Linked DNA regions of Homo sapiens: region 1 is linked to region 2. A link is a loop called in an ENCODE intact Hi-C map of the cell type or tissue named here. Cell type or tissue: PC-3. All regions are shown on one strand. Links, peaks and the distances in the headings refer to the core of each region. The heading gives the core; the rest is flanking DNA. Region 1 overlaps LOC105374020 (a long non-coding RNA gene). Region 2 overlaps ALCAM (activated leukocyte cell adhesion molecule).

What was found. Hi-C counts contacts between places; a loop is a spot of excess contacts. Peaks named below come from ENCODE experiments on the same cell type or tissue, not always from the same donor. Only the 100,000 strongest peaks of a DNase experiment are listed, where the experiment ranks them.
Region 1: it touches region 2 in a loop (2.9-fold over the local background); 1 of 110 quality-filtered maps calls a loop at or near these places.

What each region holds. Positions count from the first base shown.
Region 1 is chr3:104,427,041-104,443,289 of GRCh38, forward strand. The region is part of intron 1 of LOC105374020 (a long non-coding RNA gene); the gene reads right to left. Among named protein-coding and RNA genes, the nearest start is that of MIR548AB, 910 kb to the left of the region's middle. In PC-3, for the core only: no CTCF peak of the experiment used is centred there; DNase peaks (open chromatin) are centred at 10,261 and 11,061; H3K4me3 peaks cover 2,500 bases; H3K27ac peaks cover 1,916 bases.
Region 2 is chr3:105,504,542-105,520,790 of GRCh38, forward strand. It overlaps ALCAM (activated leukocyte cell adhesion molecule), which reads left to right. Exons shown (of 16, transcript NM_001627.4): 2 at 15,526-15,626. Among named protein-coding and RNA genes, the nearest start is that of ALCAM, 150 kb to the left of the region's middle. RefSeq lists enhancers at 1-119, 120-650. In PC-3, for the core only: a CTCF peak has its summit at 14,485 (motif pointing left); a DNase peak (open chromatin) is centred at 14,470.

The DNA.
Region 1 (16,249 bases), core at 9,053-11,552, 1.1 Mb before region 2:
TCAGGATAGATTGATATGAAAAGACAAAATAAATACTCCTTGTTGTTTAAAAAGATACTTCAGGCCAGGTGTGGAAGCTCACGCCTGTAATCCCAGCACTGTGGGAGGCTGAGGAGGGTGGATTGCTTTAGCTCAGGAGTGCGAGACCAGCCTGGGCAACAGGGCGAAACCCTGTCTCTGCAAAAAAAGAAACACAAAAATTAGGGCATGGTAGCATGAATCTGTGTTTCCCGCTACTAAGGAGGCTGAGATGGGAGGATTGCTTAAGCCCAGAAGGCAGAGGTTGCAGTGATCTGATACCGCAACACTGCACTCCAGCCTGGGCGACAGAGTGAGACCCTGTCTCAAAAAAAAAAACAAAAAAAAGAAAAAGAAAGAAAAGAAAAGAAAAAAAACCCAACAACAGAACAAAACAAAAAAACTATGCTTTAGTCCTTACTAGGTCAGAAACAGTGTCTGAAGCCCTACAAAATCTAACAGAAGACAAGAAAGAATCAGGTCTCAGACAGCAAACTAGAATGACTTTCGCAGAGTCCTTGGGTCCAGAAAACAAGTGAGTAGATGCTTCCTAAAGCTACAGTTTGAGAATGCAAAATGAACAAACACACTTACACAAGTGTTTACATAAAATTTGGGCAGTTTTGAATGGACTAGATCAGGAAGACAGTGTAAAATATTTAAAGAATTACTAGGTGAATTTCAGGGTGACATCATTTTTGTGTATGTGAATCCTATTCTTTCCTGAGTGTCCTAAGGATATAAAATTATGAATATATGGAATTAAAATTCTAAGAGAAGATAAATAATAAAATATGTTAAAGAGGAGCTAGATAGGATAAAAATAGATGGAGACAGGGCTAGAGTTTATCAAGCAAATACCCCATGGGAAAAACCTTCTGGGCAGAATTATTCAATGAATGTAAGTACATTTTTTGAATTGATGATTTTGGTAGGTACAAAAGGCACTGACTACGAAACCTTATTTGAATTATGGGAGATCCCTCAATTTCAAACCTTAAAGGATATGTTACAACAATATCTGAGACAGGAAGCAAATGGAAATGGAAATGGAAAAGATTCCAACAAAAACTACCTTGGATAGGCAAGGACAGAGTTGAACTACAAATGGTTTAAGCTATTATAACTTCAACTAAGCCTTCCAAAAGGGAAATAAAAATACTAAAGACATATGCCACTATAGAAAATTCCCTAATGTAAAAAAAAAAAAAAAGAATGTAGCAGAAAGAAATGCTATCAAATTTCTGCATTATTCAAAAAAACAAAAAAGCATGATAAGAAGCACATGACAGATGCATCAATAGCAGTTTTAGTTCAGAAAACCCTAGTGGATAAATTTCCAGCTGAAACCAATGTGGGGTTGGGAGAAACTTGCCTGAGAGAGGAGGTTCATATGCTTAAGCTGCCATGTGGCACAGGATAGAGAGGACTGCTCACAAGAGATAGTAAAGGCCATGTCACTAGCAGAGACTACCTCCATGTAGTGTTGTCCTGCCATGCAGTGTTGTCCTGCCAAAAATGTGGGGCTCCAAGGAGAATTGTAAATTAAGAGTTTGAATACGCTGGATGAGAAAGAAAGGCTTGTCAAATAAGACTTGGTGATTGAGACTGTCACCATTGCAAATTTCTAAACTTTGCCAGAAGGCAGAAATATCTCAAATGCTGTTCTAAGTGAAGGAACATTTGCATAATGGAGTTTCCCCCCAGATATCCTAAACCTAGTGGCATAATTAACCTCTTTATGTAAGATTTTTCCCAATCCATCCTATATTCACAAACCATGGACTCTAGACACCTACATAAATAACTGGTACTTCGGCAAAGCTGAAACCCAGATGTTCCCTTTTTGCCCCTTCCTCAGATACCATTGAATTTGTTGTATGGTCTTTGGCAGCACTCAGTATGGGCGTCTGAAAAGAAAAATTTGCCTCTTGTAACTGCACTGGTGCTCAAAATTCAGACATTTTCCAAATTTATGGAAGATGTGCCAGTGCTGGAATGAATTTCATATCTATGGATTTTTAAAGTGAAGAATATCGGCACCTTGTTATTGATCAAAAATTTATTTAGGAACTAGCCCATTTCAGTAAGATACTAAGACCATAGCTACTCAAGAAGCCACAGCTCCACAAGCTTGCAGAATTTCTTTGGCTTACATAGAAGAATTGTGAAATAAGGTGGAACAAAAAATTTGAAAAAAGATTAACGTAATAATTTTTTACTTTAGACTATTTATGACAACCTTATTTGGGGATTAATTTCCAGTAGCTAATGAAGAAATTTAATTTGCAGAGAAAATTATAAATGAATCTAAGATCTGCTTCAGAGATTAATAAAATGAATGGTTTGAGTTCAAATTTAGAAGATCCCCATTACTATTTAGTTTTTGCATAATTGTCGTATTCTCATCTAATCAAAGATCAGACCTTCTAAAGACTTAATTCAACAACATGGCTGACCATGGCCCAAATAGAACAAAAAGCCAAAGGAAAGATAAATTCTGTCTTTACTTGACTGAGACATAAATCTGCTCCTACCCTCAGATATCTGTGCTCCTAGTTCTCTGGCTTTTGTTTTTAGACCAGGAGTTATACCGATGCTCCCCACTCCTTCAGTTCTCAGGCCTTCAAACTTGGACTGAATTACAGCACTGGCTTTCAAGTTTCTCCAGCTTGCAGATGGTAGGTCACGGAACTTCTTGGCCTCCATCATCACGTGAGCCAATTTCTATGATAACCTTCCTCCTATTTATATCTGTATTTATCTCTGTATCTATATACCTTTACATCTATATCTAGCTATGTCCTATTGTTTCTGTTTCTACAGAGAACCCTGACTCATACACACTTCCATGGCCTTGTCACTGATTTTGTTTACTACTTCTCCTCTTGTTCAGTGCAGTCCAGTAACACTGGCTTTATTACTGTTCTTTCAACGATCCAGGCATTCATTTCTCTCAGGGACTTTGCACTTGCTCCTCTTGTTCAGTAGAATACCTTTCTCCTTTATAAAAACAGATTTTTATTTTTTCTGTCCTTTCTCCAAGTTACTGTTCTCAAAAAGGCTTTCCCAACATGCCCTCCTGGTCTTTTCTTCATACTACTTAGTGCATATTGATTGACATCCTCTGCATTTTTTCTCTTTATTTTTATCTTTCTCTCTCTAAAACATAAGATTCACAAAAAAGGAGAGTCTGTGTGTGTTGTTATCCCTCAATAACAGGATCTGCCATGTAGGCAGCCTGCAAAAAATATTTCTTGAATGTATGATTTATTATTTTACTATATTTTTGATTATTATTCATCAGAATTCTTTACCAAATATTAGTTTTGTGTGCTGTAGAACTTCATGTAAATCTTTAAAACTCAGAAAATATTCTTTTGAATCTGGCTTCTTTCACTCCGCATATTTTTGATATCTGTTTACATTGTTGAATATATTAGTAGCTCACGTATATTGGTGAGTACCATTACTTTGCAGGAATATACTACATTATATCTATCCAATGTCCTGTTGAAAAAGAAGAATATTTTGTTTCTAGCTTGGGTGTACTGTGAATAAAACTTCAAGGAGCATTTAGCATGCAGTAGTCTAGTCATGTATATCCATTTATCTTGGAAAGGAAAATAACTATTGCATAAGATATTGCCAAAATTATTTCCAAAGTGGTACCACTGCACATTAGCATTTTGCATATCTAGCAACATTTAGGAGTTTGGTTGCTTCAAAACATCACCAAAATTGGTATTTTTACTTTTATTCATTTTAAAGTATATGAATCACATTGGATTATAATTTGCATTGTTAAAATAAAAAAAGAGGCTCACTTTTCATTTTCATACAATTTTTGTAAAACATATTATACGAAGAGACTACACAAGTATCCTGTACATTTTTATTGGATTGTTTGCCTTTTTATTATCAAATACTTTGAGGAGTACTTTATGTATTCTGGATGTAAGTCATTTATCAAAATATGTATTAATAGTGCTGTCTCCAAAAATGTGGCTTGCCTACACATTTTCCTAGAAATGACATTGAAAAAGCATGACTTTAATCTTATTATTTTAAGTCAAATTTATCATTCATTTCTTTTATGGTTAGTATTTTTTTGCATCTTGATTAATAACTTATTTCCTACCCCAAGGTTGCAGGATATTATTCTTCAATTTCTTCTAGAGATGTTATATTTTAGCTTTCACGTTTAGGTTTATTGCATACTTCAAATTAATTTTCATGTACATGTGAGGTATGGATTGAGATTTATCCTTCAACCCCTACCACCACCACCACCCATGGATAGTTTTTCTATTACTATTTTAAAATAATATTTTTTTCCTATAGATTTGCCTTGGCAACTTTGTTACAAACCAAATGACCAGAAATATAGGTCTATTTCTCAACTCTATTCTCTTTTGCTGTCACTTTGTTTATTCATAGATTCTTACTGCAATGTCTTGATTAATGTAACTTTATAGTAGATTAAACTCTGGTGGTGGTATTATTCATCTAGCTCCTCCTTTTTATAGATTTATTTGACTATTCATTTGAATTTGACTAATCATTCATTTAAATTTTTGTAATTAGCTTGTTAATTTTGGGAAAGAAGTGTGTTAAGGCTTTATGGGAATTATGTTAAATCTATGAAGTAATTCACAGAGATTTGACATCTTAACCAATTTAGAGTTTTTAATTCCATGAACATAGTATACACCTTCTTTACATTGGGTTTTCTATAGTATCTCTTCAGATGATTTGTAGTTTTCCATGTATAGGTTTTGCACATTCTATGTCAACTATTTTCCAATGACCAGAAATTGTTATTTTATATACATTTTCCAGTTTTATAGCAGCCTAAGTTAGAGGACTTGTCTAGACCAGTGATTCCAGTTTGGCTGAAATCAATGGTTCTTTTTTAAAAAACAATTTACATTAAAGTTAGCTTTTCACCCATTTTTTTGTTTCATTTGTATCTATATTTGTTTTACCTCTCTGTAAGACACTGACGTCTTTTATACATTACTTGCTATATTAAATACAATCCTTGTTTTCCTCTCAGTTTCTTTATAGCATATTCTATATGGAAGTAGTACCCACGTTAAAAAATGATTTAATTACTAATTTTCTAGTACTCTTATTGAGCTCCCAGAGGCAGCTGATGTTTGAGTTGATGTTTAGAGACCTGCATAGCATGTATATCTCATATACAAAACCTAAACTTCATACTAAAATGCCATAATGTGAGTCTTAATATCTGATCCTATGGACCTTAAAACTCCTTGATATAGCTATATCCATTTATTGACTTCCTATATCTATTTTTCCAAAATCAAGAGCACATACTGAGCCTGACTTGTATTTAATCCACAAAGTACATATTCAGTATGTATTCATTTAATTAAATAATTAATATTTTGTTTGATAGAAATTATTGATTAAATTACAAATCCTTATATTTCACACATTTCTTCTAATATTAGAATTCAAAATCATTAGGTATGTACTCTAGATTTCTTTTAATTGTAACATATTTTGTATAAGTTGTCAAAAGGAAATAACAGTCAGTAAGTTTCACAAGTATTGGAATAATTTTTTCCATTCTAAGGAGACAAAATACTTCCAAAATATCTATATTAATTTCACATATAAAATTCTCCTTTTTCCTCAGCAGTAGAGCTCACTAAACAACATAAAAAGAGATTAATTTGTGTACAAACAATTGGCTTTGTCTTGATAAATTTTCTAGATCAACTGATTCTATGTATAGCAATTTAAACAGCGAATTCTATGCTGTTTAAATTGACACAATTTCATATGCAGAAAATTGAAACTGGACCCCTTCCTTACACCTTGTGTAAAATTAACTCAAGATGGATTAAAGACTTAAATGTAAAACCCAAAACTATAAAAACCCTAGAAGAATATCTAGGCAATACCATTCAGGACACAGGCACGGGCAAAGATTTCATGATGAAAATGTCAAAAGCAATTGCAACAAAGGCAAAAATTGGCAAATGAGATCTAATGAAACTAAAAAGTTTATGCACAGCAAAAGAAATTATTATCAGATTGAACAGGCAACCTACAGAATGGGAGAAAATTTTTGCAATCTCTCCATCTGAAAAGGTCTAATATCCAGAATCTACAAGGAACTTAAACAAATTTACAAAAAAAAAAAAAAAAAAAAAAAAAAAAAAAACCATTAAAAAGTGGGCAAAGAACATGAACAGACACTTCTCAAAATAAGATATTTATGTGGCCAATAAACATATGAAAAAAACTCAACCTCTCTGATCATTAGAAAACTGCAAATGAAAACCACAATGAGATACCATCTCACACCTATCAGAATGGTGATTATTAAAAAGTCAAGAAACAACGAACACTGGTGAGGCTGTGGAGAAATGGGAATACTTTTACACTGTTGGTGGTAATGTAAATTAATTCAACCATTGTGGAAGACAGTGTGGCAATTCCTCAAAAACCTAGAACCAGAAAGACCATTTGACAAAGCAATCCCATTACTAGGTATATACTAAGAGGAATATAAATTATTCTACTATAAAGATACATGCACGTGTATGTTCATTGCAGCACTATTCGCAATAGCAAAGACATGGAATCAACCTAAATGCTTATCAATGATAGATTGGATTAAGAAAATATGCTACATATACACCATGGAATATTATCCAGCCATAAAAAGGAATGAGATCATGTTTTATACAGGGACATACATGGAGCTGGAAAGCCATCATCCTCCACAAACTAACACAGGATCAGAAAACCAAACGCTGCATGTTCTCACTTATAAGTGGGAGCTGAACAATGAGAACGCATGTACACAGGGAGGAGAACAATACACACTGGATCCTGTAAAGGGGGCAGAGTGAGGGAGAGCATCAGGATAAATAGTGAATGCGTGTGGGGCTTAATACCTACATGATGGGTTGATCAGTGCAGCAAACCACCATGGCACACATTTACCTATGTAACAAACCCGCATGTCATGCACATGTATCTCAGAACTTAAAATAAAATTAATTAATTAATTTTTAAATTGGCATGGTCTTTTCCTCTGAGCATTATTCTAAAATTGCCATACGAAAATTTGTTAGATCAGAAAATGTAGAGGATTGAGGTAAAGTCCAACAAAGTGAGCCAGCACTTGTTAGATTTCTTCCCCTTATTTCTTGAAAGTTTGCACAGTTGTGGCTAACTAAATATATATATATATATATATATATATATATATATATATATATATATATATGCTTGTGTTAATTGAAAAATATTTAAATAAATTAAAATATTTTCTTATTTAGAAAAATATTATATTGTCAGTGACATTGTTCATAACTGTCAAAAGTTGAAAATACAAAGGTCTTTATATAAATGCTGAGCGACAACAATGAAAGTCACAGGAAACAACACAAAGGAAATGTATTTTAAGTAATTTTTTTAAAATCTGATTTCCATATTTGTGCCTAGTTCCTGGTTTCACTCTAGTGCCCAGGCTAGAGTGCGGTGTTGAGCTCATAGCTCACTGCAGCCTTAAGTTCCTGGGCTCAAGTGATCCTCCTGCCTCAGCTTCCCAAGTATGTAGCAACACAGGCACTCACCACTACAACTGGCTAATTTTATTTTATTTTTTGTAGAGATGTAGTCTTGCTATGTTGCCCAGGCTGGTCTTGAACTCCTGGCCTTAAGCAATCCTACCTTGGCCTCCCAAAGCATTGGGATTGCAGGTATGAACCACTTTGCTCAGATTACTTTAAGTAATTTTTTTTCTAACCATTTTACCTTTACCTCATAAATTTAGTAACATCAATACTATCAGATATATAAATATGTTTTAAAATGTGGAATTATTTTGCAGCAAAACAAGGGTCATTAAGTTAAAACAGTTAGTCCTTTTTAAAAAAGGTGGTGTTGAAAACAATTACTGTGATAACAAATTTCAAGGACTACAAACACCTGGATAATATGTGACTTTCAGCAACGCTGCTGCTTCTTGTTGGTCAATGAACAATCACTTAACGGAAGGTTATCGGCAGTAGAAAATGAAATCTGTATTATCTCGACTTATTTAGTGACATTTAAAAAATAAGCCAATACGAATAGAATCACAAAGAATTAATGGGGAAGAATTAGTGTTAGAGCTTTGAAATTTTAAGCAAATGTGACAGATGTATCTCTCTCTCTTTTTCTTTCTCTTTTTTTCTCTCTCTCTGTATCAGTCTGTTTGTGCAGCTATGGCAAAATACCTGAGAGTGAGCAACTTATAAACAATAGAAATTTATTTCTCACAGTTCTGGAGGCTGAGAAGTTCAAGATGAAGGCCCTGGCACGTTTAGTATCTGGTGAGAAATTAGTCCTTGCTTCCAGGATTGTGCCTTAGTGTTTCATCGAAAGGCAGAAATGCAAAAGGGCCTAAGCTAATGTATCCAGGCCTCCTATAAGACACTAATCTATTCGGAAGGACATTACTTTCATGACTTGATCATCTCCTGGCCCCACCTCTTAATGCCACTACAATGGGGATTAAATTTCAACATGAATTTTGGAGGGGACCCATTCAAACCACAGCATTCTCTTTTTCTCTCTGCTTGCCCTTGCTCTCATTATTTCTCTCTCTCTCTCTCTATATATATATATATGTATAAATGTGTATATATATGTATATGTATATGTATATATAACAACTTACCTAAGCTGAAGTAAAAAAAAAAATTCTCTATCAATGTCCTTTAGTTCTGAGTGGATAGTACCAAGTATCTAGTCCATTGAATTTAGTTTTGCTATTTATTCTATGATCACTTCTTTGCATGTTAATGTATATTTTGAATTCTAATATCAAAGTTATGCTTTCAGTGTATTTGAAAATTTATCTGTTTTCCATATTCGTGCCTAGTTCCTAGTTATAATATCTTTAGATTGAAGCATATTCATAGAAATTGCAATGAAAAACTTAGAGTACATTTTTGCTTGTTAATTTTTTTTATGATTGAATCATGGAGATTGCTACCATTATATTTGCTTGGTTGGTGGCATTTTAAGAGAATAATGAAATATTTCTGGACAAATAGTTTATAAGACAGAGACTGCATAGAAAACCCCTACCTGATTCCTGATATTTAAAGTCAGTACAGAGATTCTTAACTTTCTATGCATGGACAACTAAGATCAACATGGAAAGTTTCACTGTCAACAAACTCTTTGAAATTTGAAGTTCTTTTATTCTAAAGAGAAAATTTGTGTTACCACATTTTCAAAGACCTGTGCCAAAAAATATCTAAGAATCACTACTCTAGTCACATGTTCTATCCTATCTTTTGAATCAAGTAGCTTACCAGCACTTTTAAATAATTTTAAATTATTCTTGTTATAATAGAAAAGTCTAAGTATTGCAAAAGACTGCTAGAAATTTTGCAGAGACTCTGCTTGTGTTACTTTGTTTTACTCTCTAAGGTAAAAGCCTGTAATTGGGCCCAACTTACCAAGTTACATGTAACCTAAATTTTGGAGCAGATTTAATTCCCTGACATATACCAGGGTACAGATAAGTAGTGTCAAAGAGTATAAACCCAGATGGCTAAATCCAGAATCATATGAGGCTTTACAGCACAAGAAACTAAATCTGGAAGCTTATTTATGTATGAACTTAATTACAAATACAAGAAATATTTAACCTAAACCACAGAATTTGATGGAAGTGCATTAATATAGGCTATGAGGTGGTTATGTAACTGAGAAACTCAACTAACAAAAAGAAAAAGAAAAAAAAGGGTGAGGTAATGACAGATATTCATTCAGTAAGTCTTCGATAACAGAATTTTTAGAAAAAAAATCCTTATTCTATTGGCTTAATAGATTGCTTTGTCAGAAGAATTTAAATGGGAGGTGAAAGAGCTACTCTTAAAAAATAGTTAGATCATAATGTAATAGTAGGATATACAACACACGGAGGTGAAACTGGAAGGCAAGGTGGGCAGAAGAAACATTATAAATATGCCTAAGGAAAAGGAACTTAATGAAAATTGGTAGTGGCTCTCTGGCCAGCATAGAAAAAGTTATTTTTTAAAAAGGAAGAGCTCGAGAGAAAGTTATGAATTCTCATGGGGAAAAAAATATTCCCTTCACTTGTCAGGATTAGAAGGACTATTTGATGCAAAGCCACAAGTTGAGAGCTGGCTAAGAAGTCCGTGATGACTTCATAGCTCATAAATTCTCAGAAGGCAGCAACTATAGCAGATCAGAGTACAAGCATGAAGCAATAGGCGGGTGGTGAAGAGACAGCTGCTCTTCCAGAATGTAATAGGATTTTCAGCCCCTTTCTAAGATCCATTGCCTCCTATGTGGGAAAAAAAGGAAAAAGAAGGATGCACTGATAAAAAATTGTCCAGTGCCAGCCTTAAGGAGTCCGGAGTCCATTTACTTTCTGGAATACTGAACAGACAGGGATAGTTAAATTTGCATCAAAGGCAGCATATAACCAGAAGGTTCCATAGGTGAGTGAGAGGATTCAGCCTTGCAAAGGCTGTGACTGCCCAGGAAACTGCTGTATCTTTCTGTGAAGTACAGTTAGTGCTTATTTTGGGTGAAAACTGGTGTTTACAGTGAGAGAGAATATTCCTGATTCTATTACAGTTGTAATATTGCTAAGTGTAGAAGCAAGTAAGAATTTGACAGATAGACATGAACATAGAAAGCTGAGAGACAGGATTTTGAAATCATAGGGCAATATAACTTGTTTTACTTTCTACCATACACCTAAACTACAGTGAGATTTTCCTGAAAGCTTTTATCCTAGAGAAGTCAATCTTCTATTTTAACTTCAAATAAAGAGCTGTAACAGATTTACCAACTGGGATTTCAACTTTAACGTTGTTGACATTTTAGTCAAGATAACTCTTCACTATAGGGATTCTCCTGTGCATACTAGTAGCAGGCTCTCCCCTCATTGTAGAAATGTTCCCTGCAGGACAAAACTGCCTTGATGAGAAACCCTGCATTATGCAAATGGAATTTGGCAATGGCTGGAGGCATTTTTGGTTGTCACAGCTGGAGGTTGGAGGTATGCCACAAATATCTAGTGAATAGAAGAGATTCTGCTAACTGAACAAAGAATTATCCAGTTAAACATGTAAATATTGCTGAGATCCAGAAACCCTACTTTAGCATAATAAAAGTAAAATCCTCTTCATTGAGAGTAGATCTTTGTGAGCAAGCACCTTTCTAAAAAAATATATAAAACAAACAAGCATACTTTGTGAGGTTTAGCAGAGTAAAATACTAAAAAATCAAAATTGGATTCTAATATTATCACCACATCAAAAACAAACCCTGAGAATATCAAACATAAAAAAAATATAGAAGATAAAATTATATGAAATAATAGAATTTTGTGAGGTCTCGCCTTAATTAAACAAGACTCACACAAAACTTTTCAAAATGATGCAGAAGGAGAAGATATGATTAGATTTTTCAAGTGTAAAGAAACCAAGGTGGAATTACTATTAGCTTCCATCTTCTTAGTGAACAGCTATAGGAAGTGTGGAGGGAAAAAATTTGAAAATGCAAATTCTTTTAAATGCTTGAAGTGAAAGGGTACAGCTTCTTCCTCATCCATTTCAGTGGCTCTGGAGAATATCTCTGGCACACTGCTCAATGTTATCTAAAGACATTACAGAGATTGAGTTTCCGGAAATGAGTTTTAAAAGTTTGGCAGAAATATTTTGCACTAATTTTGTGAAAATGTATACTGGGTGTGTGACAGCAAGGGAGTTATGGGATTCAGCCAACAGAGGACCCAGAAAACTGATGCTGCTTAAAACATCCCCTCCTCCCCTAAAGAATGTTGACCAGATTGTAGAGAACACAAACAATCCCTTTAAGCAGAGAGTAAATAGATTAAGAAAACAGCCAGATAGCCTAACATGCCATAAGTGACTTTTTTTCCTCCTTTCTCTTTCCCTTTTCTTCTCATGGTAGAAAAGACTAGAGAGGCTTGCAACACAAGCTGGAAGATCTACCACATCTTGCTGCTGCCCAAGACCGCCCCTTTATCTTTCTATGCAAGTTTTTACTGAATAAATCTTTGACCACCTACCAACCTGGAGAAGTCTGCCTCTTTGTTTGGTCTGAGCTTTCCTTCTACTTATTGGGGGCAGTTCTTGGTTGTGGCAGGGGGTTTTCCCAGCAACTGTGTAAACCAGAAGTATTAGGTTGGTGCAAAAGTAATTGTGGTTTTTGCCATTACTTTTAATACAAGGCACTAAATCAAGTGTTGAAATAAAAAACAGCCTAAATAACTGAACTTTGTTTCAGAATCTTTGGTCGATGACCTGATGAAAGTGACTAATTTTCAAACATATCATGAGAGGTCTGTTCTAAAAATTTCAGATGATCTGAGTTTTTTATTTATTTATTTTATTTTATTTTATTTTATTTTATTTTATTTTATGTTCCAGGATACATGTGCAAGACATGCAGATTTGTTACATAGGTAAATGTGTGCCATGGTGGTTGCTGCACTTATCAACCCATCCCCTAGGTAAGCCCCCATGCGTTAGCTATTTATCCTCATGTCTTCCTCTCCCCACAACCCCTGAGTTTTTAACTCAACTGTCAGACACTCTCTAGCTAAATATCTTCAGCAGGTTAGTCACCTTATCTGAACCACAATTCTCAAATCTGCAAAACAGTGATATAAAAACATGCCCTCCCTACTGAAATATAATTTTATTTAAACAAAATATGTAAATACAGTTGTTCCTTTGTATTTATAAGGGATTGGTTCCAAGACTCCCTCAGATAACAAAATCCTAGGATGCTCAAGTCCCTCATATAAAATGGCATAGTATGTATTTCATGCGTGTCTGTGTGAAGAGACCACCAAACAGGCTTTGTGTGAGCAACATGGCTGTTTATTTCACCTGGGTGCAGGCGGGCTGAGTCTGAAAAGAGAGTCAGCAAAGGGAGATAGGGGTGGGGCCGTTTTATAGGATTTGGGAAGGTAATGGAAAATTACAGTCAAAGGGGGTTGTTTTCTGGTGGGCAGGGGTGGGGGTCACAAGGTGCTCAGTGGGGGAGCTTCTGAGTCAGGAGAAGGAAATTCACAGGGTTAATCACTCAGTTAAGGTGGGGCAGGAACAAATCACAATGGTGGAATGTCATCAGTTAAGGCGGGGCAGGGCCTTTTCACTTCTTTTGTGATTCTTCAGTTACTTCAGGCCATCTGGGCTTATACATGCAAGTCACAGGTGATGTGATGGCTTGGCTTGGGCTCAGAGGCCTGACATTCCTGACTTCTTATATTAATAAGAAAAATAAAACAAAATAGTGTTGAAGTGTTGGGGCAGTGAAAATTTTGGGGGGTGGTATGGAGAGAGAATGGGCAATGTTTCTCAGGGCTGCTTCGAGTGGGATTAGGGGCGGCGTGGGAACCTAGAGTGGGAGAGATTAAGCTGAAGGAAGATTTTGTGGTAAGGGGTGATATTGTGGGGTTGTTAGAAGAAACATGTGTTGTATAGAATGATTGATGATGGCCTGGATACGGTTTTGTATGAATTGAAAAACTAAATGGAATAAGAGAAGGAGAAAAACAGGTATAAAAGGTCTAAGAATTGGGAGGACCTAGGGCATCTGATTAGAGAGTGCCTAAGGAGATTCAGCATAGTCCTGCCAGCAAAGATTATTTATTTACTTCAAGAGTTTAGAGTGGCAGTTTGGGGATAGCACCAGGAGATATCAGCAGCTGTGATGGCTTGGAGAAACAGTGTAAACCTGCAGTGTAAACAAGAGCAGGGCATGTATGAGTAGTTGAGAATGGTGAATAAGAGTATGACTAGACAAAAGATAGTAGGGATGACAAGTTTTTTTGGGGCACAGTCTAAGTTGGTCTGGTGTCAAATGAGACTGGGGCCTAATAAAAAGGAGCATCTATACAGGAGCTTAAATGGGCTGTACCTTGTAGCATTCTGAGGACAGGCCTGAATTCTGAGAAGCGAAAGTGGTAAAAGTATTGTCCAGTCCTTTTTAAGTTGGTGGCTGAGCTTGGTGAGGTGTGTTTTTAAAAGACCTTTAGTCCGTTCTACTTTTCTTGAAGACGGAGGACCGTAAGGGATATAAAGGTTTCACTGAATACTAAGAGCCTGAAAAACTGCTTGACTAATAAAGGCGGTCTGTTATCAGACTGTATAGAGGTGGGAAGGCTAAACTGAGGAATTATGTTTGACAGGAGGGAAGAAATGACTGTGGTGGCCTTCTTAGACCCTGTAGGAAAGGCCTTTACTTATTCAGTGAAAGTGTCTATTTAGACTAAGAGGTATTTTAGTTTCCTGACTCGGGGCATGTTGAGTAAAGCTAATTTGCCAGTCCTGGGTGGGGCAAATCCTCGAGCTTGATGTGTAGGGAAGGGAGGGGGCCTGAATAATCCCTGAGGAGTAGTAGAATAGCAGATGGAACACTGAGAAGTTATTTCCTTGAGGATAGATTTCCACGATGGAAAGGAAATGAGAGGTTCTGAGAGGCGGGCTAGTGGCTTGTACTATAGCATAGCCTGCCTTTGCTGGTGTGTGGCGATTAGGCCTGGTGGAACTGCCATCAATAAATCAAGCGTGATCAGGGTTGAGGAACAGGAAAGAAGGAAATATGGGGAAATGGGGTGAATATCAGGTGGATCAGAGAGATACAGTCATGGGCATCAGGTGTGGTATCAGGAATAATGTGAGAGGCCAGATTGAAGTCCAGGCCAGGAACAATGGTAATTGTGGGACTTAAAGCATGAGTACAGCTGAAGGAGCCGGGGAGCAGAAAGTATGTGTCAGGTATGAGGAAGAAAATAGATTTTGGAAGTTATGAGAAATGTAGAGAGTGAGTTGAGCATAGTTTGTGATTTTTAGGGCCTCTAACAGTATTAAAGCAGCAGCAGCTGCTGCACGCAGACATGAGGGCTAGGCTAAAACAGTAAGGTCAAGTTGTTTGGACAGAAAGGCTACATGGTGTGCTCCTGGCTCTTGTGTAAGAATTCTGACCACACTAACCATGCCTAGGAAGGAAAGGAGTTGTTCTTTTATAAGGGATTGAGGTTTGGGAGATTAATCGGACACGATCAGCAGGGAGAGCACATGTGTTTTTATGAGAATTATGCTGAGATAGGTAACGGATGAGGATGAAATTTGGGCTTGACTGAAGTAATAGGGGCTGTCTGTGAAGCCTTGCGGCAGTACAGCCCAGGTAATTTGCTGAGCCTAATGGGTGTCAGGGTCAGTCTAAGTAAAGGCAAAGAGAGGCTGGGATGAAGGGTGCAGAGGAATAGTAAAGAAAGCATGTTTGAGATCCAGAACAGAATAATGGGTAGTAGAGGGAGGTATTGAGGATAGGAGAGTATATGGGTTTGGCACCATGGGGTGGCTAGGCAAAACAATTTGGTTGATAAGGCGCAGATCCTGAACTAACTTGTAAGGCTTCTCTGGTTTTAGGACAGGTAAAATGGGGGAATTGTAAGGAGAGTTTATAGGTTTTAAAAGGCCATGCTGTAGCAGGCAAATGATAACAGGCTTTAATCTTTTTAAAGCATGCTGCGGGATGGGATATTGGCGTTGAGTGGGGTAAGGGTGATTAGGTTTTAATGAGATGGTAAGGGGTGCATGATCGGTCACCAAGGAGGGAGTAGAGGTATCTTATACTTGTGGGTTAAGGTGGGGGGATACAAGAGGAGGACGCAAAGGAGGCTTTGGACTGGGAAGAAGGGTGGCAATGAGATATAGCTGTAGTCCAGGAATAGTCAGGGAAGCAGATAATTTAGTTAAAGTGTCTCAGCCTAATAAGGGAACTGGGCAGGTGGGGATAACTAAAAAGGATTGCTTAAAAGAGTATTGTCTAAGTTGGCACCAGAGTTGGGGAGTTTTAAGAGGTTTAGAAGCCTGGCCATCAATACACATAACAGTTATGGAGGCAAGGGAAACAGGCCCTTGAAAAGAAGGTAATGTGGAGTGGGTAGCCTCCGTATTGATTAAGAAGAGGACAGGCTTACCTTCCACTGTGAGAGTTACCCGAAGCTCGGCGTCCGTGATGGTCTAGGGGGCTCACGAGGCGATCGGGCAGTGTCAGTCTTCAGCTGCTAAGCCGAGAAGATCTGGGAAGGAGTCAGTCAGAGGGCCTTGGGCCATTGTTCCAGGGGCTCTGGGAGTGGCTGCCAGGTGAGTTGAACAGTCCAATTTTCAGT
Region 2 (16,249 bases), core at 13,460-15,959:
CCGCCAACTCCGCGTCTGTTTCTGCAAGCCCACGGCCTGCCGGCCTGCTGGTGCCTGTCAATACATACCTCTTGACGTCCAGCTGCTCGTTTGTTCCCCCCACCTTCCCCCCGCCGATGTGCTGCTCCTCCAGACGACCACCTGTGTGTCTCTGCCTGCTAGGGTCTCAGGGTTTTTGTAGGCCCAGGATGGGGGCATGGCAGGCCAGGGTGGTCTTGGGAAATGCAACATTTGGGCAGGAAAACAAAAATGCCTGTCTTCACCTAGGTGTGGGGACACAGGCCTGGGGGTGGAGCCCTAGCCAGGGACCACGTCCCCCTCTACCCAGCTCTTCCCTTCCCCCTTCTGTATCATTTAAAGGGACCACGCTCTTCCCTACCCAGCACTTCCCTTCCATATCACTATCATTGTCCTCAATTTTACAGCTGGGAAACATTAGTGCATATTGGCTAAGTAACTCACTAGAAGTCACCTAGCTTATTAGTAGCAGAGCTGGATTCATCCTTACCAGGTCTGAGGCCAGAAACAATGCCTTAATTGCTACACTCTGCTGCTAATTATGTTTCATTTCTGTCTTCTAGATTTTTATCTCCTTGGAAGAGGTAGCTTATTTATATGTATATGTTGTATTAGACCGTCCTCTCATTGCTATAAAGAACTACCCGAGACTGAGTAATTTATAAAGAAAAGAGGTTTAATTGACTCAGTTCCACCAGCTGTACAGGGAACACAGCTGAGGAGGCCTCAGGAAACTTGCAATCGTGGCGGAAGGTGAAGAGGAACCAGGGACATCTTACATGGCCAGAGAAGGAGGAAGAGAGTGATGAGGAAGCTGCCACAGGCTTTTAAACCACCAGCTCTTATGAGAAGGCACTATCTTGAGAACAACAAGGGGGAAATCCACGCCCATAATCCAGTCACCTCCTACCAGGCCCCTCTTCCAGCATTGGGGATTATAATTAGACATGAGATTTGTGCAGGAACACAAATCCAAATCATATCATATGCCCAGCAGGAGTATAGTATCTGGACATTTTAGCCAATCAATAGCTTTATGTCCAATTTATCTGAATTAATACGAATCAGAGCCTTTTAGATTAAGGAAATTTTATTTTTAAAAATAAAAATATTTTCACAGAAAAACATTCTTAGAAAAAATATTGAAGACTGTTTGGCACAGATCAGTAATAAATAACTTATTAAATTCTAATCAGATGTTTAGCATATATCTTTTACAGTCTTTGGATTATATCAACAATATTAGATAAAGATATAACCTACACTATTCTTCAGATATATTTAATTTTTTTCATTTTCAAAAGATTTTATTGGCTTTCCCACAGAAATCATTATAAATATTCTCATAGCTACAAAGGCTTTAGAACAAATAGAAAATTTCCATAACTTTATCTTTCTGAAGTATAATTGTGTTGAAGTATGATCAGCGATTTTTATTGATCTTATGTGTTTACCTTGGTGACTGTTAAATAAGATTTTGTATTGGAAATTTTCTTTGTTGAACAGCTCCCTGTTTTTAAAATTAGAAACACAAATTTATGGATTTCTACATAACAAACTCTCTAAAATGATACTCTTTACCTAAGAAGTATGTAATATATGCCTGTTAATTAAACATGTACTAATAGTTATATTTGCATGTTGAGGCTTCCTGCAATTCACAAAACATAAAGAAAATGTTTTAAATTGATTCTAGGGGTGGTGTTCTTATTAGCTGTTGTAAATACACAGAGAGGTAGAATTGTAGCTGAAGAACACACACTTATAGCATATTTTTGTAGGACTCAGGTGGGAATGAACTTGAAAATTACCATTGGATTTTCAGACAGTAATACAAAGTATTTCAGTCTTTTCCATGTGGTTTGTTTGTTTGGTTTCCAATTAATTACTTCCTGGGGGAAGCATTGGGAGTTGTTTCAGTTATAGATTCATAACAAAATGAGATTCATAAACTAAATACATGATATAATCTGAAGCCCTGCTAGGACTCTTACAGCTCGTCTTTATAACCTAGTATTCCTTTAATGAGTAGGAACAGTGAACTTTTTTTTAAACCCAAATGACACTATTGTCTTTAAAAGCTGTTAAAAATAGCAGAGCCAAAGACGTAATATTATAATATTCAGTTAGGGGAATTTTGAGTGTCATTATCTCCCTAAGCAGTAACCATGAACAAATTATCAAAGCCATTGTCTCTTTTAAAATGGAAAGATGAACCAAATGTATTAGCACCTCAGTGGGATTGGGAATATGTGAAAAACATAATCATAAAACAGCAATTGCTAAGCCTCTACTCAAGACACTCTTGTTCATCAGAGGTTTTGGTGCTGTTGGAAAGTCAGCACCTGCTGAAATCTGCCTGGGGATTCAGCTGCCTAGACTGGAATCACCTCTGCTAATGGATGCCAAAGCTTTGCCCTTGAAGATGTTTGTGTCCTTCCCTCTCCCTATACCAGTGGAATTTAGATGAGACTGTCTAAATGTAGAATATATTGCATAGGCTGAAGAAATTGTGTGTATCACTTGTTTTTAATTAATAGACTATTTTTATCTGTTCTTAGTTTATGGAAAAATTTGAGTGGAAAGTAAAGAGCTCCTATATAGGCCCGCAATTCCCTGCCTCCCCACCCCCTTGCCCCTAGTTTCCCCTATTATTAACATCTTTGCATTAGTGTGGTACATTTGTTGCAATTGGTGAGCCGATGTTGATACATTATTATTGACTATAGTCCCTAGCTTACATTAGATTTTCCTGTTGTGTTGTACATTTTATGGGTTTCGACAAACACTTAATAATGTTTATTCATTATCATATCAGAATAATTTCACTGCCCTAAAAATGTCCTGTTCTCCGTCTATTCATTCTTTCCTCCCTCCCTTGAGACCCTGGCAACCACTGGTCTCTTTACTATCTCCATAGTTTTGCCTTTTCCAGAATGGCATATAGTTGGAATCATACAGTATTTAGCCTTTTCAGACTGGCTTCTTTTACTTCGCAGTATGCATTTCAGGTCCCTTCGTGTTTTTTTCATGGCTTGCTGGCTCATTTCTTTTTATTGCTAAATAATATTTCATTGTCTGGATTACCACAATTTTTTCATTCATCTGTTGAAGGACATCTTGTCCAAGTTTTAGAAGTTATAAGTAAAGCTTGTATAAACATTCTTGTTCAGGTTTTTGTGTGGACATAAACTTGCAACTCATTTGAAAAGTCGTTAATTGTGAAAAGTGTTTTTGACAGAGAGGAAAGACACAGGTCTTTAAGTTAGAAAGACTTTAATCTCAACCTTGCCATTTTAGTCATTCAGTACGTTTTTATTGGAGGTCTACTGTGCTACCCCTGCCGTTTTTGGTGTTAGAAATGCATATAGGGCTCCTCTGCCTGTAACCTGAGTGCCCCACCTACATTAAAAAGCCTCATTAGACTTCTGGTTCCTGATCTGAAAGATGCCTATCTTCTTGAATATTCATGATTTTCTATTTTATTTTGAAAATTAGAACAGCTGCCACGGACAGGACTTGTATTTCCTGGGAGCAAGTGCCAAATTGCTACATAGCATCCCATTGAGAAAGAAGTGATAAAATGTGTTAGTTCATTTTCTTTCTAGTCCTTCTAACCTATATGTTTTTTAAAATATTTGTCTAAATATGAAAAGCATTTTAATACTTTCCAAAACAATATTCTTGAATTATCCACAATATAAAATGAAATAAGGACATGGAATCATTTTTTGTATATCTAATAGTGATGAGAATTGGACTTGAGCTGAGAATTCATTTTGAGCTCTATCTCCATCACATACTGGCTTCGTGATATTGGCTTATTCTCTTGACTTTGCAGGGAGAACAGTTTCCTATTGGTAAAATGAAGGATAATAATATTTGTTCATCATACAGGTTTCTTTGCTTATCATACAGGACTTTTGTGAAGCCCAAATGCAAAAATGTACAATGTATATAAAAGAATGTTGCAAACTATAAAACACCATAAAAACATTCAGTATTATTACCAATTGCTTTAATGTATTTCTAGGTCTATTTAATCTTTTATTGTATATATTTAATCTATACAACATGAGGTTTTGATATACATATGCCTTGTGAAATGATGACTACAGTTAAGCAAATCAACATATCACTCTCCTCACATAGTTATCATTTTTTGTGTGTGATGAGAGTACCTGAAATCCACTCTCTTAGAAAATTTCTACTATACAGTACACTATTATTAACCACAGTCATCATGCTGTACTTTACATTTCTAGTTGTGTCCTATACAGTTGTAACTTTGTAGCCTTTGACCAACATCTCCCCACTTCTGACATCTTCCCACCCCTGGTAATCACCATCCACTCTCTGTTTCTGTGTATTTGCCTTTTCTAGATTCCACATATAAGTATGATTATGTAGCATTTGTCTTTCTTTGGCTTATTTCAATTAGCATAATGTTCTCCAGGTTCCTCTGTGTTGTCACAAATGGCAGGGTCTCCTTTGTTGAGGCTGAGTAATATTTTATTGTGTTTGTATCTATATAGACAATTTATTTATCCTTTCATCCATAAATAGACACTTTGGTTGTGTCCATATCTTGGCTATTGTGAATAATGCTGCAGTGAACAGGGGAGTACAGGCATCTCAGTATTGATTCCTTTCTTTTAGGCATATACCCAGAAGTGGGATTGCTGGATTATCTGGTAGTTCTATTTTAACTTTTTGAGGAACCTTCACACCGTTTTTCATAATTGCTGTACCAATTTACATTGCCACCAAGAGCGTACAAGGATTTCCTTTTCTCTACATCCTCATCAATACTTGGTATCTCTTGTTTTTTCAATAAGAACCATCTTAACAGGCATGAGATGATATGTCATTGTGATTTTGATTTAATTTCCCTAATGATGAGTGATGTTGAGTACCTTTTCATATATCTATTGGCTAATTATATGTCTTCTTTGGAAAAATGCCTATTCAGGTCATGTGCCTGTTTTTTTTATCTGCTTCTCTGTGGGTTTTGTTTTGTTTACTACTAAGTTTTATGAATTCCTTACATATTTTGGATATCAACCCTTTATCAGGTATATGGTTTGCAAATATTTTCTCCCTATTCATAGGCTGACTTTTTATTTTGCTGGTTGTTTCCTCTGCTGTGTAGAAGCTTTTTAGTTTAATATAGTCTTACCTGCGTATTTTAATTTTGTTGCCTGTGCTTTTGGTGTCTTATCCAAAAAAATTATTGCCAAGTCCAATGTCAAAGAGCTTTTCCCCTATGCATTCTTCTAAAAGCTTTAAGGTTTGTCTTACATTTAAGTCTTTAATCAATGTTAAACTCATTTTTTGTATATTTTTTATTTTTAATTTAACTAACCCCTTACTAAATTGGGGTGGGATTTTTTCATCACATCAGTACTGAAATCTTTATTTTCTGGAATTTCATAGTCTACTAATGTCAGTGGGTCAATACGGTTATGATCTGCCTAATTTCCTCCAGATGTTAGGATCCTCTGAAAAGCAGATGTCAAAATGGATTTAACATACAAAGAATGTATTAGGAAAAACACCTATGCAAGAAAAAATGAGGAAGAAGATGGGGGTGGTCGGTGTGGAGAATAAGCATACCGCAGAGTAAAGATGGTCCCAAGTGAAAGGGAGAGGATATGAAGGTTGGGTGGAAGCGTTCTAGACTGTCATGCAGTCTAAGGAAGGTTCATCAGGGAATCGGGGTATCCGTGAGCTATAATCAGCCCTCATAGGAGTCTCTTGTAACCAAGAAACTTGCCTGTCTTAGTATACTTGTTGCATTCAATTATTAGCTGGGAACAGCTGGTAAAAGTGTAACCTTAGCACAAATCTGGTAATAGACAGAATGTGGCAGTTGGGTAAGTTATGTTCCCAGCAGTTGGAGATCTATGAGGAACATTTTCATGTCCACTAGACTTCACAGAGACTTTTTTCCCTAAATAATAAACAAAAGTGATGAACCACTTATTTAATAATGTTTTACTAAGGATGTGAAGAGGAGAAGCAGAGACAAGTGAGACAGAATGCAAATATTACCAAGTGTGGGAAACCATCTGAGAGCAGGCACATTCCCAGAAGAGGGGTTCATGTCAGGGTTTAGTAACACTGTCCTCATGTTCGAGTTCCTGTGTAATCAGTCTACAGGTGCCATTGACCTGCTGTAAGAACTTGTTTTCCTTATCCAGTGTTTTTGTTTATGTTTTACCACCTTGTTTGTGATAGCTAGTCTTCCAAAAATTCTTCTGGGCGGTGCATTTAACCATTTCCTAAATTGCAGAATAAATATAAGACATTAAAAAACTACATTTGGCCTCTGGGATATAAAATGAAGTTTTCAAAGAGTTAAAATCTTTGGGAGTACTGGAAAATTTCAAAACGGGAGGCACCTTCAGATGCAGATTTCATACCCTTAGAAATGATAAAACTACCTTTCAATACAGCTTCCTATATTTCTCATCTCTACTCATTGCCTTCCTAAATTATCTTGTTCTTTTTCCCATCTTTCCTCCCACTCTTCAATTAAGAAGAATGACTGTCAGGAAAAATGGAACACATGAAAAGTTATTGTTAAAATATTAATAGATGTCAGTATGACTCTCTAAGTTCATGCATTCCAGAGTTACCCCACTGGGCTACCATTGTGGGCAAGCTACAATGAGCATGACTCTCCATTCTCACTCAGTCCTTGAGGTGACACACCATCTCTTAAGGCAGAAAGATGATTTTATCTTCAGATAGCAGATTATACTGATTTCCCAAGTGTATGTGACTATTTGTTTTATTTTTAATTTCCTCTTTCCTGTGCTTTTAGTCTCCTTCAAAAATTTATCTTGGACAAACATTCCATCTCTCCTTTCTCCTCAAAGCTAGAAAACTAGATCTTATAGTAAGCTGACTTCAGTTCTTAAAGAAAGGACAAAATGCCATAGAAAGCCGTAATATTCTTCCTATGACCTTAACTTATATTGCAACCCCTCCAGGGAGCTGTCAATTAAAAGCATGGAATTTACACAAATCTAAGTCTCGGAAATCAGCCAGCAAGCTGCACCAAATATGTGGAAAAATCTATTAAATAGCTTTTTAACCTTTACTACTTACCATGTTTGATTGTACAAATCTATATCCTCAGGAGACATAGGCAATGCTAATTGTGATTCATGTGAAGAAAAGAGCAAAAAGGTATTTCAACTGATATAAACATTTTTCAGTATGAGGTTAGATACTTAATGTGGAATATACCAGAAGCTAGCATACCGGACTAGATCACTCAACCAATTCAGAAGCAGAAATCTACTACTCTGCTCATTTAGTAGCCCTAATAATCCACTTTTTTATCCCTGGTAATTCACTACCTCAATTATAACACAGCATTTTCTAAGTCTGTAATTCTAATACTATTGAATATTACTTTAAAAGCTAAAGCAATACAGTTCATGTAAGCTATTATTAACAGATGCTTTCTGTGAAAACAATGATGATCTTATTGGCTAAAAGTCTTTGTGATATATTTTTTCTAAAGCATTTTGAGGGATATTAAAGCATTAGAAACTTTTGGTTTTGGAGTTTGGTAGTGTTATCAAAGATAGCTTTGATTTTCTCAAATCAAGAGATCTTTTTGTTGTCATGACATTAAACTATTTGCAGAAAACAAATTTAATAATGTCACAATAACTGTGAGTTCTTTCTGAAGACAGACTTCATTCTAAACTCCAAATTTTCCATTACTTCAGATGATTCAATTAAGATCCTTTGGGAAGCATTATGCCTGCCTTTCTGTTGAAATGTTTTTACGAATGCAGTACACTCTTCTTCTTGCTAAAATAGGTGAATTGTATTCATAATTTCAATACAACTTATGTGGTAAAATGCACAGGAAAGTGTAATTTTTCTCCATTTAAGTAGAACTGATACTCTGAAATAGTTAAACTTAGATTTTCATGCTCAGAAAATGTACAGAGCAATAGAATCTAAATATATTCATCTGTCCTTTGCATTACTTAGCCTGAATTAATATAACTAATATTTCAAATATAAGTTTCTACATCTCCAGTTAAGCTAGTTCCCAAATGAAGTCAACAGGATCAGAATCTAGACTAAATTGAAGAAAATTTAGTTCTTTAGCAAGAATTAAATTGAGAAAATGAATCAGGGGAGAGGGGAGCAGAAGGAAAATCATACTTTGCTAGTTATTTTTATTGTATTGACTAATTATCTGAGTGAAGGACTCTACTTATATGAGCACCTTAAGGACTCAGCCTCAAATCCTAATTAGAAGTATAATAGTAGGAAATAGTCAACTTTCGGAACTTCAGTTAACACAAATTATTAATTACATACATGTTTTTGAGCAAAATATATAGTATAAAGAAAAACATACTTAAACATTTCTCCTGTTTAGTCCTCCTTACTATGAAAATCTACTTTAAAACAAAATAGAGGCGATTGTTCTTTTTACACACAAAATCTAGATTTTTTTGGTTCATTGTATTCTTTCTGCCTATCCCCCCCAAAGCACCCCCTTCCCACGCATACAGAGCATGAAGTATTTTTAAATGTTTTTTATTTAAGTTTATCACCACTTAAGGGCCTGTGCCTTACTTAGCATGTTGGCATAGACCCCATAGCCTGGCCAAAAATACTCATCATTTAGGAATGATGACTTGGTAACACAGGGGTTTCATTGTGGACAAGTATGTGGAATCTCAGTCTCCTGCTCAGAAAAAAGAATGTGAGGATCATTGCCAAGGAAACCCTAAAGCCCAGTGCTTTTAGTGACATTTCAAATGTAAGTCTAGATCTGTGTACTTTTTTCCATCTATATTATATTCCATTAAAATGTTTTTAAAGCAAAAATAGCTTTTGGGGGGACAATTTTAAGAGGGGACAATTTTGGGGGAACACTAATCTCAAATCACCACAGTGCTCCCCTCTCACTACCCTGTAGCTGTATTCCCTAAAATTTCAAAGAATAGTATAGTAGATGCCTTAAAGTTCATTCCTGGATCTCAAGTTAAGAAATGCTAATGAGTGCAGTAGAATCTGCATATATTCTGATTTAAAATTCATGAGGCAACTCAAAAAATAAAAATAAGGTTTCACAACTTCAGTCAATTCTGTTGCTTTTTGATCATTTCTAAATAAGATTTTTGCTTATAATTTAAAAATGGCCCCAAAAGGAATCCAAATGCTAGTGTTGATGCTGAAAGTAAAGAGAAAATAGAGATCTAACATTTTATTGCATTTTATTAGAGAAATTTTATGTGCGCTTATGAATTTGGGAAAACTGCCAGTCTTAGGACATGTTCCTTATGAAGATCAAAGATCTACTCTGTAGAAATTGTTATAATAAAAATTGAGTTTGCCCAAAGAGAGAAAACCAAGCGTCACTCAGTGCTTCTCATGCACTGTGCTATTGAGGTAGTTCCTATCTTCCCATCTATAGAAACCTCAATTCAGTGATGAGGTCAAATGAAATTTCCTCCAAGAAGCTTTTACCAATATCCTCAATCTCATTGCTGGGATTCCTTTCTATACAGTCCCACAGCATTTGGTTTACCAACCCAAAACCTCACACTGATTTCATCTTGTTTCTTAAGGAAAAGGCCTCTGTATTTTACTTATACATTTTCTTCACAAAGCACACCTAAAACTTGCCCTGTAGCAGGTGTCCAATAAATATTTGATGCATGATTGAATGATTCGATGATTTTTGAGATAGGCCTTAAAGGAAACATAGGAATCTGAACAGAGTAGATGGGGCCAAGGAACCATAAAATTAGGTAGAGATGGGGTAAAGCCTAAACTAATTGGGAGAAACTGTGACGTATCCAGCCCCATAGATCATTTCATGCTTGTAGAATAACAAACTATCAGGCTAAGGTAAATTAAGAAGGTAATTTTCTGCACAGCAATGTAAATATCGATAGTGTATTTTTAAAACTTTATTGTTTGTGTAATTCTTTTCTATGACATAATATGGATTATTATATTGGCTTATTGTTTAATAAAAAGATAAATATTTAGAGCATTAAATTATATCAAACTTGGAAGTAAAATAAAGAGTACCTATCTTAAAACATAATCCTGGGTACTACTAGTAGTTTATAATTTAGTAACATGGGCATTTTCCCTCTGAAGATTATTCCACAGTGGCAAGTGGTGGGGGGAGGAGGAAGGAATAATTACTATTTATCTTATTTGTAGGCCTCACTCAATTATATCTACATTATAATGTATAACACTTGAGAAAGGCAATGCAGAAAATGAATTTTGAATAAACATATCCCTACTTCAGATGCAGCAGACCCAAATTGGCCTCTAACTACCCCCATTTGTTGAAGGAAAATTAACAAAGAAAAAGAAACGAGAAAAAGCCCTTCTTTCTATTTCACAAAATGACATTAGATTTCATCAGGTAACTTCTCTAACTCAGCATCCCTTCCAAATTACTTGGCAGTTATAGCCCTTTGTATCTCACACACACACACATGCACAAATGCACACACAGAGAACTTACTTTATATACCTCATGACCTTGATGAGAATCTTAAACTCTTGTTTATACAATAAAGTATGGGAGAAGCTGAGAGATAAGATAACTCCATGTGATTGAATCATAAAATCTCAGGTTTGAAAAAAATACCTTTTTCACTCTATCAGTAGAACTATGATATTTTATCAGTCTTTGTCATTTTTGTAAAAAGATTGGGAATCCACTTCCTGAAGTCAGGAATTAATCCCTCATTGTGATTTAATATGTTTCTGTGTGGCAAACAAATTTGATAATAACCAGATACTATCATGTATCATTCTGCTTCTATCCCTTAGCTTGTGTTCAGTGATTATTTAGTCCTATGCTAAGATTCTATTTTTCCAAAAATTCCTTTATTGGAAACCCAGTTTAATCACATGTGAGAAACCAATGGCTGAAGGTTTAAACAAGTGATTCTGATTTGCATAAGGTTTGGTGGGCAATTTTGCCTCCCAATGGGTATTTGTCATGCCTGGAGACTTTTTGGCTGTCATAACTGGGGGAAGAGTGGTGCTGTCATCTAATGGGTAGAGGCAAGGCTACTGCTAAACATCCTGTAATATACACAGCAAAGCACTCTCACGATAAAGACTTATTTGGTCCAATAGTGACCAGGTTGAGAAACACCGCTATAAACTAGTGTTACAAAATATTTGCATTTTCTTTAGAGTTGTACATATCCTAATTCATTAGTGAAACAAATAGGAGCATTAGCATGTCTGTCAAAATTAGTAAAAAAATATGAAAGTAATTTCTAAGGATAAACTTCTCATTTCTATCTGCCTCCTCAGGGACAGTTCATTTGTTCAAATAAGTCTCTGTAAAATTTTTGTGAAACCGGCATTTAGTTCTTATAAGTTCTGAGTCCATTGTAGTTGCAGTTAACCCTTTTATGACACTTAGCAGAGCTAGAGCTCAAAACTTCTTTTACGGATGATGATGCTATTAATGTATTGGTTCAATAAATAATAATTAACCAGGCTAAATTACAGCATGTGAAAATAGACTGTCTAATTCTCATTCTATTTTCTGTATTATTTGATGTTCTTCTGCTTGAAATGTGGTAGCAGATTCTGAATTTTAATCTACCTCAATTCAAATGTCTATATGTCAGGAATGCAAAGAGAATGATTCCTCTGAATTTGGCAGTTAGTTTTATGGAAAAAAGCATTTGTCACCAAAATGGCCAAAATTACATTTTTATTATTTCAATTAGAAATAAAATGTTTACCTAACTTCAAAACATTACCAGAGTCTGTTTTCAGTGCCTCTTTTAAATCATTTTCTATACAAAACATATTACTGTAACTAGCTTATATTTTATCGTCACTTGCCTGAGATTCTATATATCAGAATTACTTCTTTAAGAGATTTTTCTTTTCCTGTGCTCACCGCATTGAATTTCCATTAATACTTCTATGTAACCTTTGTAATTCTATTGTTCTTTACCTTTGGTTAATAACCTTTTATTTAAAAATGCCTAAATAATTACACACTGCTTCTCAAGTATGACACATTTTATATCGTATTGTATGTTAAGACATTTTAATAGCAACAGTAATAATAAGTCATAAAATGTCTTAAATTTATAAACACATTTAATACAGAAGGTTCTAGTCCAATTTAAAGTTTCTTTTGACCTGTGCTTATACACACAGCCATAACACATACAGAACACACTTATACATTCCCACATTGGTTTACACTTGACATTTAGCCTCTTTCAGGAAGGATGTCACAGGCATTCTCTATGTCCAGTAGTGCCCGATAATCTCTAGGCTACAAAACCATGAATAATTTAACTAACAAATATTACAGGGAGAAAATTGCAAGGGAATTCTAGTAAGCTAAACTCAATTTTTAGACTTGGCAATTCAAAGATAAAAAGCTGTTTCTTCTATGAAAAATGTAAACAGAATCATTCGAGTTGACAGGTACTTTGGGTCTCACTGGCACTTCATCTCAAAGATTAAGATATCACTAGAAATTAGGACGTAATTTATCACCAAATCACCATGGTCTTTGTAGCGACTTTATCCCTAGGGGGCGCGAGATGTTAGCTCTCCCACAGATGCAAGCCTTCAGTCCTTCTGTCAGATGAACTTGGGAGTCAGTATACTCTCACAAGAAGAGAGAAGTTGATTATTATAGCAAACTTGAAAATTGATTCTAAAATAAGCACGATTATGGCTTCTAACATGCCATCCAACTTACTGCCACTCATTCTGCCCTAGGCCTTATGTCTGTAATTGTTGGCTTTTTACCTACTGCCCTCTGTCTAGTGTGGTATCTTATTTCTTTGTGTTCGTCCTGCTCTTCAAAGTTCTTTCCTGGCTGAGGATTTGGATTTGGATTTGGAGCTGTCATTAAAAGACACCATTCATGAATTTCCAATACTTGAATAAACAACTTTTACTTTACGGTCATCACAAGTGAAGAAAGGGACATTTCATGATATCATTTGCAAATTAGGGAGCACAAGTAATCAATCTTTAATTTCTCTTTAAAGGGAAGGGAAAATGTTCTCTCTTGTCATTCCATCTGTGAATTCCTATAAAATGTGTTTGCTGTTTGTTTCTCCTCAAGACAGAGCTTGCCACCCAAAATCAAAATCCAAGTTCTCTACACATCCAAGATAAGATATGAATGGCTTTAGAGTATGTGGCAGAAATGAGAATTCTCAAAATTCCAGTGTTGTCAACTGCTCTCTGATTTTCCAAAATGTTAGTTTGATAACCAAAATGGAAAGAACTCCAGAGTCATTTTAGTAGGTGCCCATTAGATGCTAGGCGTTGTTTCTGGAGATACAAAGCTTAAAAATACATGATCTCTTCCCTGTTCTGATTGTGCTTTCATCATGCCAATACACTATGTATTTGAAATTCATAGAGCTTTAAGACTCATTATAAAATATTATGTATATGTAGCACATTAAAGTTCTATAGAGAAGAGAAAAGAAAAATGGTCTGTGAGAAAGGGCAAAGCATTAAATTCTTGGAAAAGGAATTTTCTTATTTCCCTTTACCTGGCAAAGGATTCACTTCATTGGTACCTAAGCTCTGTAAACTGTTTTCACTCCTTGGCCAATCATGAAAACACTGTTAGTTGCCAAAGGAAGGTATGATTTCAAATAATAGGAGACAATTACAGGTGCATGCCCTGACATAAATTAAGGTATAGAGATGGATCCTCTCAAAATTATTACATATTCAAGTGCCTTGTTATAAGCTGATGAAAAAACAAAATATGAAATTACAAAATGGTTTCCTTGGCTTTGCAGACCTCTACCTGTGAAGTGTATGAACAAGACTTAATACACACAGCAGAAATTCCACATTTAGGAGCCAAATATCACAGAGAACAAGTAATGTCATGTGCAATAAAGCAATTTCCTAAATGTTATTAGTCTGCATGTCTGCAGCCACCTGTCTAAAGCTCCTTTATTTTTATTTTAACAAAGTTGAATAAAAAAATTTCTTCATTTACAGTCTTATGCTTGGTTTGATGTTAAAAGGGATTATAATTGCAGTATAGAGAACACAAAACAATTTTAAAATTATAGAGATAAATTTTTATTATGAGACTGAACATATGATAAGCAATTTGAAGTAAACCTCATGTCTCAAGTAGTAAATGAAAATGCATTCTCACTTTGCATATTTGGTATTCTGTCTTAACAATGTTAAAAATGCTGAAAACTAGTTGTTATGTTGCATATTTACATGAAGTGTGTGTTCTTTGTTATGTTTCTGTTCACTGGGGCAAAATTCTTAACCTTAAATGAAATTTTGGTATACATGGTGATTGATAGATAACAGTCGAAAGATGGTATCCTCCCAGTCCTGTTTCTTCAGAAAGTCAGAAGATGGTTTTATTTATGTGTTGCAGATTGCCGTCGCTTTGCATTTTAGCACCACCTGGTGGACAAAATATCATTTGTTTTTTTCTCTACTGTTTAAAGTAGCCCCTTCACACTCTATACCCGATTATGATACACCTTAATAGACATTCAGCTGTGTAAGTTCTAAATTTTAAAGATTGTTGTAAATAAACTAAGGTTAAAAAATTGAAATGTTTCCCAAGTACTATAACCAATTTAAATGCCTGGGTTTTTTTAACCTTCATAAATATATCCAGATTTGAATAATGCTTTTCATTCATATGCAAAAATTGCTTCTTTCCACATTTTAATTTTTTATTGTTTATATTTTTTCTTAATATAGAATTAAATAAGATGAGGCAGTTTTCTGTATGTACAAAATTGTGGTTTAAATTATATTGTCTTCCAAAAATTCACATAATCACTTTGTAAATAGCACTTTATGAAGCATGTTCATACTATAAATTCTTACTATGCTAATATTTTATACAAAATTAAATTAGTATTTTAATTTATACTACTACAAAATAAGCCACTTTCCCCTTATAAATAAAATTCAGTTGTGGTCTTATGTGTATTAATTCTCAGTTTTTAATAGTTTTTTGAATTTTACAGAAGAAAAATTTGATAATATTTTCAAATGAAAAACACAAATATAGTTAAAGCTAGTTTTGAGAATTTTAATCATGTTAGTCTTTGTGTAGTCCCACATTTCTATAAAATATGGTGGAAATTATTTCTATGAAATACAGTAAAGAAGATAATTCATCTGCAGATTCCACGATGTTCCTTTGGAATACACCACTTACCTGTTCTCTAGTAAAATTGGAGATCTGCAAATTTTGATTGTGTGATAGTCAAGGATTCAAACATTCAGTAGCTAAATAGAAAGGTGGTAATTTTTAAATGGAAAATATATTCTAGTCTCATACCTTTTGTATACCATTTAAAATAAAACTATAGCAGATGACAACCTTCATCGACATGCATCTTGAAGTTATTTGTCATTTCAAGAAAGCATTTAAAATTTTGTTCTCTCTCTCTTTCTCTCTTCTTCCTTTTTTTTTTTCCCCCAAAGGCCTTGGATGGTATACTGTAAATTCAGCATATGGAGATACCATTATCATACCTTGCCGACTTGACGTACCTCAGAATCTCATGTTTGGCAAATGGAAATATGTAAGTGTGACCTACCTGGGACTTGGTTAATTGCCCTTGTTCTTTTAAATAAAATTCTTTCTGTGAGTAACTGTGAATTTCAAATTAACCTAAATGCAATATTAAACTGTGAGTACAAATGTAGGAAGGTAAAATTGTGTGGAATATGGCAAAAAAATAATTCCTATCTTACATAACAAATGATATTTTAAAATAAAGCCAATAAACACATAGTTCTTAGAATGTATTAGTCTGAAAGATTCCACCTTAAGTGTTAGAGGCAAAGAAAAAAGCAGAGTTCCAGAATAAATCAGTGGATTATAGGACAGACCTCAGTGGAGGATGGCAACCTTTCTTCATTTGTTCATGTTCTACTTGATGTGGTTATTGCAAAGACAAGATATATCAGTAGATAGAGCCTTAGACAGTCTTTCGGAATTAATCATCAGTATTACAAGCTTGATTCTGGCATTTAGCCTTAAAAATGTGTTGATGCTATAGGTCTTTTTTATATTTAACGGTGTTGATTTTTTCCCATATTTCTTGCAGATAGTAAAATCAAATCTTCTCAGGTATGAAGGTACAAGTGGGTCTGAAAATGGAGGGTAGAGATCCTGGTAGGGAGATGTGGAATGGCTATGTAA